Regions from separate parts of the Homo sapiens genome. Here region 1 is linked to region 2. Evidence: read pairs that join two places in POLR2A ChIA-PET (ENCODE). Cell type or tissue: endothelial cell of umbilical vein. All regions are shown on one strand. Links, peaks and the distances in the headings refer to the core of each region. The heading gives the core; the rest is flanking DNA.

Evidence for each region. Peaks named below come from ENCODE experiments on the same cell type or tissue, not always from the same donor. Only the 100,000 strongest peaks of a DNase experiment are listed, where the experiment ranks them.
Region 1: POLR2A ChIA-PET joins it to region 2 with 11 read pairs; 3 of 35 experiments call an interaction of 5 or more read pairs at or near these places.

Annotation. Positions count from the first base shown.
Region 1 is chr11:126,046,182-126,050,576 of GRCh38, reverse strand. All of the region lies in intron 1 of CDON (cell adhesion associated, oncogene regulated), which reads left to right. Among named protein-coding and RNA genes, the nearest start is that of CDON, 14 kb to the left of the region's middle. In endothelial cell of umbilical vein, for the core only: no CTCF peak of the experiment used is centred there; DNase peaks (open chromatin) are centred at 2,186 and 3,596.
Region 2 is chr11:126,162,779-126,167,173 of GRCh38, reverse strand. No RefSeq gene overlaps it. Among named protein-coding and RNA genes, the nearest start is that of RPUSD4, 47 kb to the left of the region's middle. In endothelial cell of umbilical vein, for the core only: no CTCF peak of the experiment used is centred there; no DNase peak of the experiment used is centred there.

The DNA of each region.
Region 1 (4,395 bases), core at 315-4,314, 120 kb after region 2:
AGAGCCCTTTGTATTTTGGAGTATTTTACAGACTTTTTTTTGTTTGTGTGTGTGTGTGTGTGTGTGTGTGTGTGTGTGTGTTTGCTACTTACAGGAAATGTATGAGATTGTAAAATCTTTGTTAGAATGGAAATCATGAAGACTAAATGATCGAGCATTGATATCATATAAAAGTTTTAATCTAGTTCAAAGTTAGGTGTCCTTCAAAATACCTCTTTCGCATGTTGGAGAAAAGTGTTATTTGGAACTTTAGTCTTTCTTTTTAGGTTTATTTTAGGTTATAATTGCACAGTTGTATGTGTTTAGGAATAGATTAAAATAGCTAAATTCTAAGGGTGCTTTTTTTTTGTTTTTTTGCTTTTTTGATCTTTGACATTTCTAAACCACAAGCTCTGCATTCTAGATACTATTGACCTAATGGAAAACATTGAAGCGCATTTTGCCTAAGGTAAAATTGACTCCCTGGTATCTTATATTTTTAAACTCATTCTTCTAAAGTTCTTCTAAAGAAGTCATTTCATTTTCTTTTCCCCTAGCCACTGGGATCCTTGCTTTTTAACGCTTTTCTTTAGAGCAGGCAGAATACTTGGATGCTTAGAAATTCTTTAACGGTACATCCTGGCTGAATATGAAGTATGAAAGCCCTTTCCAATTATATGTAAAGAAGTTAACGAGGAGGATGTTTTAGTTCGTTATTTGTGTCTTGGTTATAGAATGAATACAAAATCTGAATTGGGATGCTCTTTCTCTTATTTTAACTGTTGTTCCATGGTGCCCCTGCACCCAAAATGGGGCCGATTATATTGAAACAAAATTTGTTTTTCAATTTCTTGGATGTGTTACAACATGAATTCAGGCTTTGCAGTTTTAAGTGATTCCTTTAGTATTGCTTTTGTCAGTTGTTAACTATTTCTGTTTTGTTTTATATCACTGTGTAATGCAGGCCAAAACAAATGTTTTGGCATTTAATGATAGCTAATTGGTGTAGATTAAAATAATTATTAACTGTTTAATGGGATAGTTTAAAAATGACTTTGATGACTTCTGATGACCATATTGAGAAGGAAGGAAAGAAAAATAGATGTTCCTCCTCCTCTGTTGAAATGAAGACTGAGTTGTAATAGCAGTGGAGTGCAGCTCCCAGTAAGAGGTGTGAGGCTGTTTATTTTCACTCTGGAGATGTATATACTACAGAAGGAAAACTCTGGCCTTGCTTAACCTAAGCAAGTCATTACTTATCTACGATCTGTCAAGCAATTTGATTAAGGTTGACAGAGCTCATATAATATCAGAACCAGGCCCTCTTAATGATTGATGATGCTTGTCTGTAAGTTTTTCTTTTTTTAATTTGAAAAGAGAAAAATTGAACAAGAAAGACTACTTGTTCAGATCTCTAAATGCCCAGTATAAACTGTCTGTAGTATTTTTATCTATAGTGAGCAATATGCATTAATTTGTATGCTGTTTTTTAGGTTATAATTAAATGGCTTAAAAATAATAATTTTTCAGGTCTGCAGGTTAACTTGGCTTTTAAAGAATTAAATTGGGCTGGGCGCGGTGGCTCACGCCTGTTGGCTCACGCCTGTTGGCTCACGCCTGTAATCCCAGCATTTTGGAAGGCCGAGGTGGGCGGATCACCTGAGATTGGGAGTTTGAGACCAGCCTGACCAACATGGAGAAACTCCGTCTCTACTAAAAATACAAAATTAGCCAGGTGTGGTGGCGCATGCCTGTAATCCCAGCTACTTGGGAGGTTGAGGCAGGAGAATTGCTTGAACCTGGGAGGCATAGGTGGCAGTGAGCTGAGACTGCCACATTGCATTCCAGCCTGGGCAACAAGAGTGAAACTCCATCTCAGAAAAGAAAAAAAAAATAACTAAATTGTTGAAATTTTAGAGAACCTGCTTCATATCTTAGTATCTTTCTTAACATGGTTTTCTTTGATGCTATATATTCTTTATGTAGTAGAATTTTTTAACCTGCAGGAAATTTTCCTCTTCATTCTCTAATGAAATTGAATTATTTGGAAGTCTTTGGCTTTAACTTAAGGGATTTTTGACGCTTTGCCTTCTAACTATAAAATATGATTTGGATGATTGTAATAGCATATCTGGGGTGTTGAACGTTGCTGCTGACCTCTTTGCTCGAGTGTTCCTTATCTCATTCCCATTACCAACAGATTAATACAATGTGTGATGGGAATGTGCCAAGTGTTCTTGGCAACACTGTAAATCATTAGTCTACACTGTTGAGTCCAACTGAAGAAGACCATTTCTTTTCTTTTTTTTTTTTTTGAGACAGAGTCTCACTCTGTTGCACAGGCTGGAGTGCAGTGGTGCGATGTCGGCTCACTGCAAACTCCACCTCCCAGGGCTCAAGCGATTCTCATGCCTCAGCCTCCCAATTAGAGTAGCTGGGACTACAGGTGTGTGCCACCATGCCTGGCTAATTTTTGTATTTTTAGTAAAGACGAGGTTTCTCCATGTTGGCCAGGCTGGTCTTGAACTTCCGACCTCAAGTGATCCACCTGCCTCAGCCTCCCAAAGTGCTGGGATTACAGGCAGGAGCCACCACGACGGCTGAAGACCATTTCTTGATTTTTATCATTTATGTCATTCACGTACTACTCTCTGGAAGTAGATATGGGATTGAAAGACATCCACATCCTTATTTTATATAAACGTAGCATGTAGAATTTGTAGATTAATGAAATGATTGAATTTAGAATGAATTTGTGTTACATAAATGGGAGCTTTAACCTAGGCATTTTTGGGCAGTGTATTATAGCAGTTTAGACTAGGGTAGGTCCTGGAGTCAGAGAGCCTGGAGTCAAAGCCAGGCTCCACCATATTCTAGTGATGTGAGCCCTCTGTGCCTTGATTTCCCCATCTCTATATGGTGGTCCATGGGGCTATGGGATCATCCCATTTAGTCTTTACAGGCAAAATGAGGACACAATAGCTTGGGCTAGTGATTGGCACTTGCTAGGTACTTACTGCATGCGAGCAGTTGCTGTTGCTGTTCTGTTGTTCTGTTTGAGATGGAGTGCTTTTATTGACAAAATGTGATCTTATTGTGGTACAGGTTACTGAGAGACTGTCAAATCAAAATCAAATGAGTAGGATTAAAATTGAAGGAGCTCTTGCCGTGGGAGTAACTAGAATTGATTGTATGTGCTTGGGTTCGTGAGGACATGGCTCCTGGGAAAGAGAGCAGTTAGGGGAGTGCTGTAATAGGTAATGGTGAAAGTTTGGGTAAATTCCTGTATGTTCAAGCAACTGAACACCATCTTGATTTTCTTGCTTTAAATTTTCAATTTTGTTACTCTCCCTTTCCCCCTCCATCTCCTGAAGCTCAATGTAAACATTCTTCAGTTTAATACCAGGTAAATAACACTGATTTTTATAAGAGATGTACTTCATACCTAGCTTTACTAGGCTAGGTATGAAGCAAGGGATAGCTAAAAGCAAGGGGATAGCTATTGTTAGAATTCTTTGCTAACTTTACTGGTAATAGTTTTCTCCCAAAAGTATGAATGTTGTCATCGATGGGAAATCCCATTACTTCCTGGAATTTTCAGATGTATACTTAAATACTGAGCATGATTGTTACATCTGTTCTTTCAGGTTTCCTACTTTTCTTTTGGGCTTACATGTGTTTGGAGCAGATAAACACTTAACTGTGATTGGCAGTATTAAAACCACCAGTAAAGTACCATCCTCAAGGTGCCTCACAGAAAGAAATAGAGTAGAAGTGGGGTCACCAGAGCAGAGATTTGCCTGGAGATAGACCAGTGTGCATACTGTCAGCCCCACCCAGACACTCCCGTTTTGTTTCTAGCTGGCCAGGATAAGTACAGTGGAAGTTGACCTCAAGTGGCCATTGAAGATTGGGATTTAGTAATGGAGGGGGATCCAAAAAACTGGAGCCAGAAGGTGTTGTAGAATCGGAAAATGACAAGGGGGGCCACCGTCGCCCTTTTTCAGCTGGCTCTTGCCTTTCTGTCTTCAGCAGTGACAGTAACAATGCTTCAGAAAGTAGATGCTTGTCTTAAATATTTTTAAAAATATTATTTAGATAAGTCTCGAGAATCTCATTCTTTTCTTTGACCCCACAGATTGGTCTAATTACTGAATTTTTGTCACTGGTCTACAGGTCTTCAGAGCAGCACAGTAATTTTTGTAGCGATATTGAACATGTATGCAGGAGAAAACATTGTACCACAGCTCTAGAAATGCCTGGACTTTACGATACTCTGTGGGTCCCCTAAAATAGAGGATAAGTTTATTGCATTGCATTTATAGAATTTTATGAGGGTAATGGTCTTCATGGCTAGGGTAGCATTTATAAGATTCTTATAACTTTTTTGATTCTAGGGAATGGGAATCTTGTATT
Region 2 (4,395 bases), core at 101-4,100:
TTAGGCAGATGGAATGGTGTGTAAAAGGTGTGGAGGCATCTCGTACAAACAGAATTTGGGGATCTACCTGCCTCTTCCTCCAAGTATTTTTCTCTGTCATGGAGGAAAAGCTTCCTGTAAATATCTTGCAGTTGCTAATGCCTGTTGACTGTGAGATGGATTTCAAACGCCTCCAGGGCATTCTTATTCCTTTAAAGACAGTCTCCAGCAAGAGCGTTGCTTTCCCTGATAGGACTGGGGTCATATGAATCCCCCACCCTCACTTTCACCATTTCCCTCTTTCTCGCTCTTTCTCTGCTCCTGTAAATGATCTCAGTAGTGTTTTTACTTTTAGTCCAAGCCTCCTAGGATTTTTCTTTTCTACACTAACCAGCTCATTTCCCAGTGGAATGGATCATTAGAGTCTCTCTCATCTCATCTCTTTGATCCCAGTCATCCTGGGACTGTCCCTAAGCAGGATCCATAACCAAAAGTCTTATCCAGCAAATTCAAGATAAATTATTATCATCATCACCACCATTATCATCATTATCAGCAGCAGCAGCAGTGTCTGCACATGGCCTGTGCTGGACACCACACAGAGTTCAGTGTTCCCTTCTGTCTGACAATCTGATGCCAACCTCAGGATTTACACGGGGTCTAAACCAAAGACTTACATGGCATCCAAATTCTAGCATGGGACTTGCAGGAGGAGGGGAATTGCCAGCGCGATTTGGGTCACAGTGGAGATTTCTGGACAACTGAGAAAAGTGATCCTGGAAAGATACTAAGGTTACGCATAGTGACTTCCAATCTGAAGTCAGACGGCATGAGAATCATGGCACTTCCTGCCTTCACTGATACTTTTCAAGGACTTGACGCTCCTCCTTGAGTTCAAGACCAAGGAAACATGGCCTTCCCCTCTCCTGCACATCCTTTGCCCTAAATCATAGAAAGGGAAGTTCTAAGCCCTGGCCTGCAACAAAGGAGTTAGTGAGCCCCGAATCTGGCCTCAGAGAGGACAGGATGGTGCCTGGTGAGGAAGCAGCTTCCCTTCCGCCTGGTGTCTTGGCTCCATGGAACGATCCTCTCCAGAGCACTTGAGGCCTAGAGTCCTTCTGAATGGAAACAAGAGACTCGTAAATCCCAAAGCCAGACTCCCTTGGAAGCTCCTGGCTCGGCTCTTGCCTCCCGGGCTCCCTGCCATGAGGAGCATCTCCCAGACTGCTCTCCCTCTCCCCCAGCCGACTGCACGCGCTGACTTTTTGCTCTGGTCGGGGGCAGCCTGTGCCCTGCCTGCCCGGAGGCCTCCAGCCTGCTTGGGTTACCATGAATGAGCATGTTTGGGCTGAATGGTAACCCTCAAGTTTTTCTGAAATTTGGGGTCACTGGGTCCTGAGATGCTGACCTAACATTTTGGGGAAGGTTTGATAAACTGGGTTTCGAAGAGGCCCCAGACAGCCGTCCATCCAACCAGTGCGGGTTACGAGACGAGGAAATCCAGGCAAAGTCCAGTTGAAATCAATCTGTTACCTCCCTTCAGCGGAGGCCCCAACACCCAGGCCCATCCGTTCCCTCTGGGGCCCCATCCCAGGGTGTTGATCCCACGCCAGCTCCAGCCAGCTGCCCAGGAGTCTGTCTCCTGCTCTGATGATGGGGCTCCCGCCCCTCCTCTCACTTCTTCCTTTTCCAGTCAACCTTGTCCTTCATCTAGAGGTCATGAGCAGAGACCTCCAGGTGCAGCCCGTGCTGGGCTAAGGGAGTCAATCCCACACTGTCAGGCAGATCTGTCGAGAGAGCTTTAGGGTTTTTAATTAGGAGGGCCAGCTGGGCTCCTTCTTTAGTCCCCTACTCCACCCCCCAGCCTGGCTTGTAACTTGACTTGTTAAGATGGAACCAAGGGAAGGAGGGAAAGGAAGAGAAGGGAGCATGAATTACTAACCTCACTTCCTCCCTGTGTTTTAAAAGTCACCTTGTATCCAGTCTCCTTACTTTTTTTTTTTTTTTTTTTTTTTGCGGGGTCGAAGAGGCGTGACAGGGTCTCATTCTGTCACCCAGGCTGGAGTGCAGTGGCATGGATCATAGCTCATTGCAGCCTCAAACTCCTGGGCTCAAGTGATCCTCCCAAGCAGCTGGGACTACAGGGCATATCTGGCTATTTTGTTCGTTTGTTTGTTTGTAGAGGCCAGGTCTCCCTGTGTTGCCTAGGCTGGTCTCAAACTCCTGGCTCTGAGTGATCCTCCCACCTTGGCCTCCCGAAGTGCTGGGATTACAGGTGTGAGCCACTGTAGCCGACCATTTCTTAATTTATTGAATCCTGGTGTCTTAGGTGTTTAAGCGTCCTCAGGGCTTGCAGGAGAAAGTTTCTGATTAAGGAAATGGATCCGTGGAAGTTGCTGAGGATGGAGTTTCTTTCCCTTGTGTTACAGCTGACCAGTCATGGGGCTAGAGCTGGAACTCAGACATCCCCTCTCCAGGCTTGACTGACAGTAACCAGGTAAAAATAATCTACGGGGCACCAGAAGCCTTGGGGTCTGGTCATGCTCAGGCGCTAACTTGCAGGGTGACCTTGGGCCAGATTTTCCTCCTCTCCAGGTCTCAGTTTTTTCATAGGAGTAGAAAAATTTTTCTGCTTTTGAGGCCATTCCATTTAAGCAACTGCAGGAAAAGGAGTGATTATAGTAGTAGCAATTCAGATCAAAGGTGGAGAGGTCTTAAAAGGATTTGGTGCTGGGCTGGACTATAGTGTTTTGATTTAAATGTGGTAAATGCTAGGAGAGGCTGTTGGCCCTGGAAGGGCTCAGGGCTGATGGAACAAGAGCTGCTGATGAAGAAGATGGCTGTGACGGGGACAAGCACATCGCTGCAGGCCCTTGGTCTATTTTATTTATTTATTTATTTTATTTTTGAGACGGAGTCTTGCTCTGGCACCCAGACTAGAGTGCAGTGGTGCGATCTTGGCTCACTGCAACCTCCATCCCCCAGGATCAAGCAATTCTCCTGCCTCGGCCTCCTGAGTAGCCACACCTGGCTACATTTTGAATTTTCTGTAGAGACAGAGTTCCGCCATGTTGCCCAGACTGGTCTCAAACTCCTGACCTCAGGTGATCTGCCCACCTCGGCCTCCCACAGCATTGGGATTACAGGTGTGAGCCACCGCACCTGGGGCCCTGTGGTCTGTTCTTGAAGATTCATTTCCTCTCTCAGGGCAGTTCAGAGGAAGCTAGAGTTTGAGGGCACAGAGCTCTAGGAAAGGGTTTCCTGATTACCGGGCAAATCTGAGACCCCTCCCTCTGGGGCCTCCCATTCTCTGCCTGGTCTCCCGGTCTGCCTGTTGCTCTCTGTCGCCGGGTACGTCTGCCCCTCTTGGGTCTCACTGTCTCGGGGTCTCACTCTGTCTATGGGAACCTTTGCCTTTGGGACCCAATTACTGGACCCTCTAGGAAAGTTTAATTGAATATTTGTATTGAAAACAGGAGCCAGGGCCCCGAGCCTGATGGGAGGAGACAGGGGGAGAAGAGGGGAGCTGTGTTTGCTTTTCACTCCGGATTAGAGACCTTTATTTGTGCTGAGAGCAGAGATTGGGCCTGGGGATAATGAGTCTGAAGTTTGTTTTCTCCCTCAGGCTGCCCCTCCCTCTGCCTACTCTCTCTGCAGGGAAGGGGTTAGGGCAGAGGGGCCGGGAACTTGTCCGAGCTGCGGTCCGCTGGGCATTCTGTGCCCTGGGGCCCCAGCCTGGGTCTCAGGAGCTGCAGCTGGCCGCAGCTATGCCTGACATAGGCACGGGCTGTGCCGGTTTGCATACGTGCACTTCAAGCCGCGGGTGCTGGGTCATGAGTGCCTCCTGGGAAGACCCTCGGCCAATGCGTGTGCATCTGGGTGTGTGAGAAACGTGCTGTTGTTGAGGACAGTGACTGCTGAGTACATCTGCTGCCAGGAGGCTAAGGCGGTCACATGGGAGTGTGATTCATTGAGGCCTGAAAAGTGCCATCAATCTCACTCTTTCTGGAAGGCATAAGATGCCATTCCTGTGAGCTGCTCCGCGCTCCCCCGCACTCCTCGTGGCAGGGACCTGAAGTTTCTTGGCCGTGCCGCCCCTGGAAAAGTCTGCCAGTGAGCGGGGAATTAGCCAGGCTCCTGCTTCCTCCGAGTGAACACTGTAGCAATCCTGGGGTCCCATGTCTTGCCCATCGCCCTGAGGCCCTGTGCTCGTGATTGCTTTTGATCTGAGCAGAATCTGCCTGTGTGAGGCTGGGCCACTTGTCCTGGGTCACACAGAGCTGGGGATTTGTGGGGAGGGCACCCCGATCGTCCCAAGGGCCTGATGGCTCTCCGGCGGTGGTCGCGTTCCTGCCAGGTGTGAAGACCTGCTCAAGTCCACACAGCCCACTCCAGGCCGAATAGGGAATTCAACCC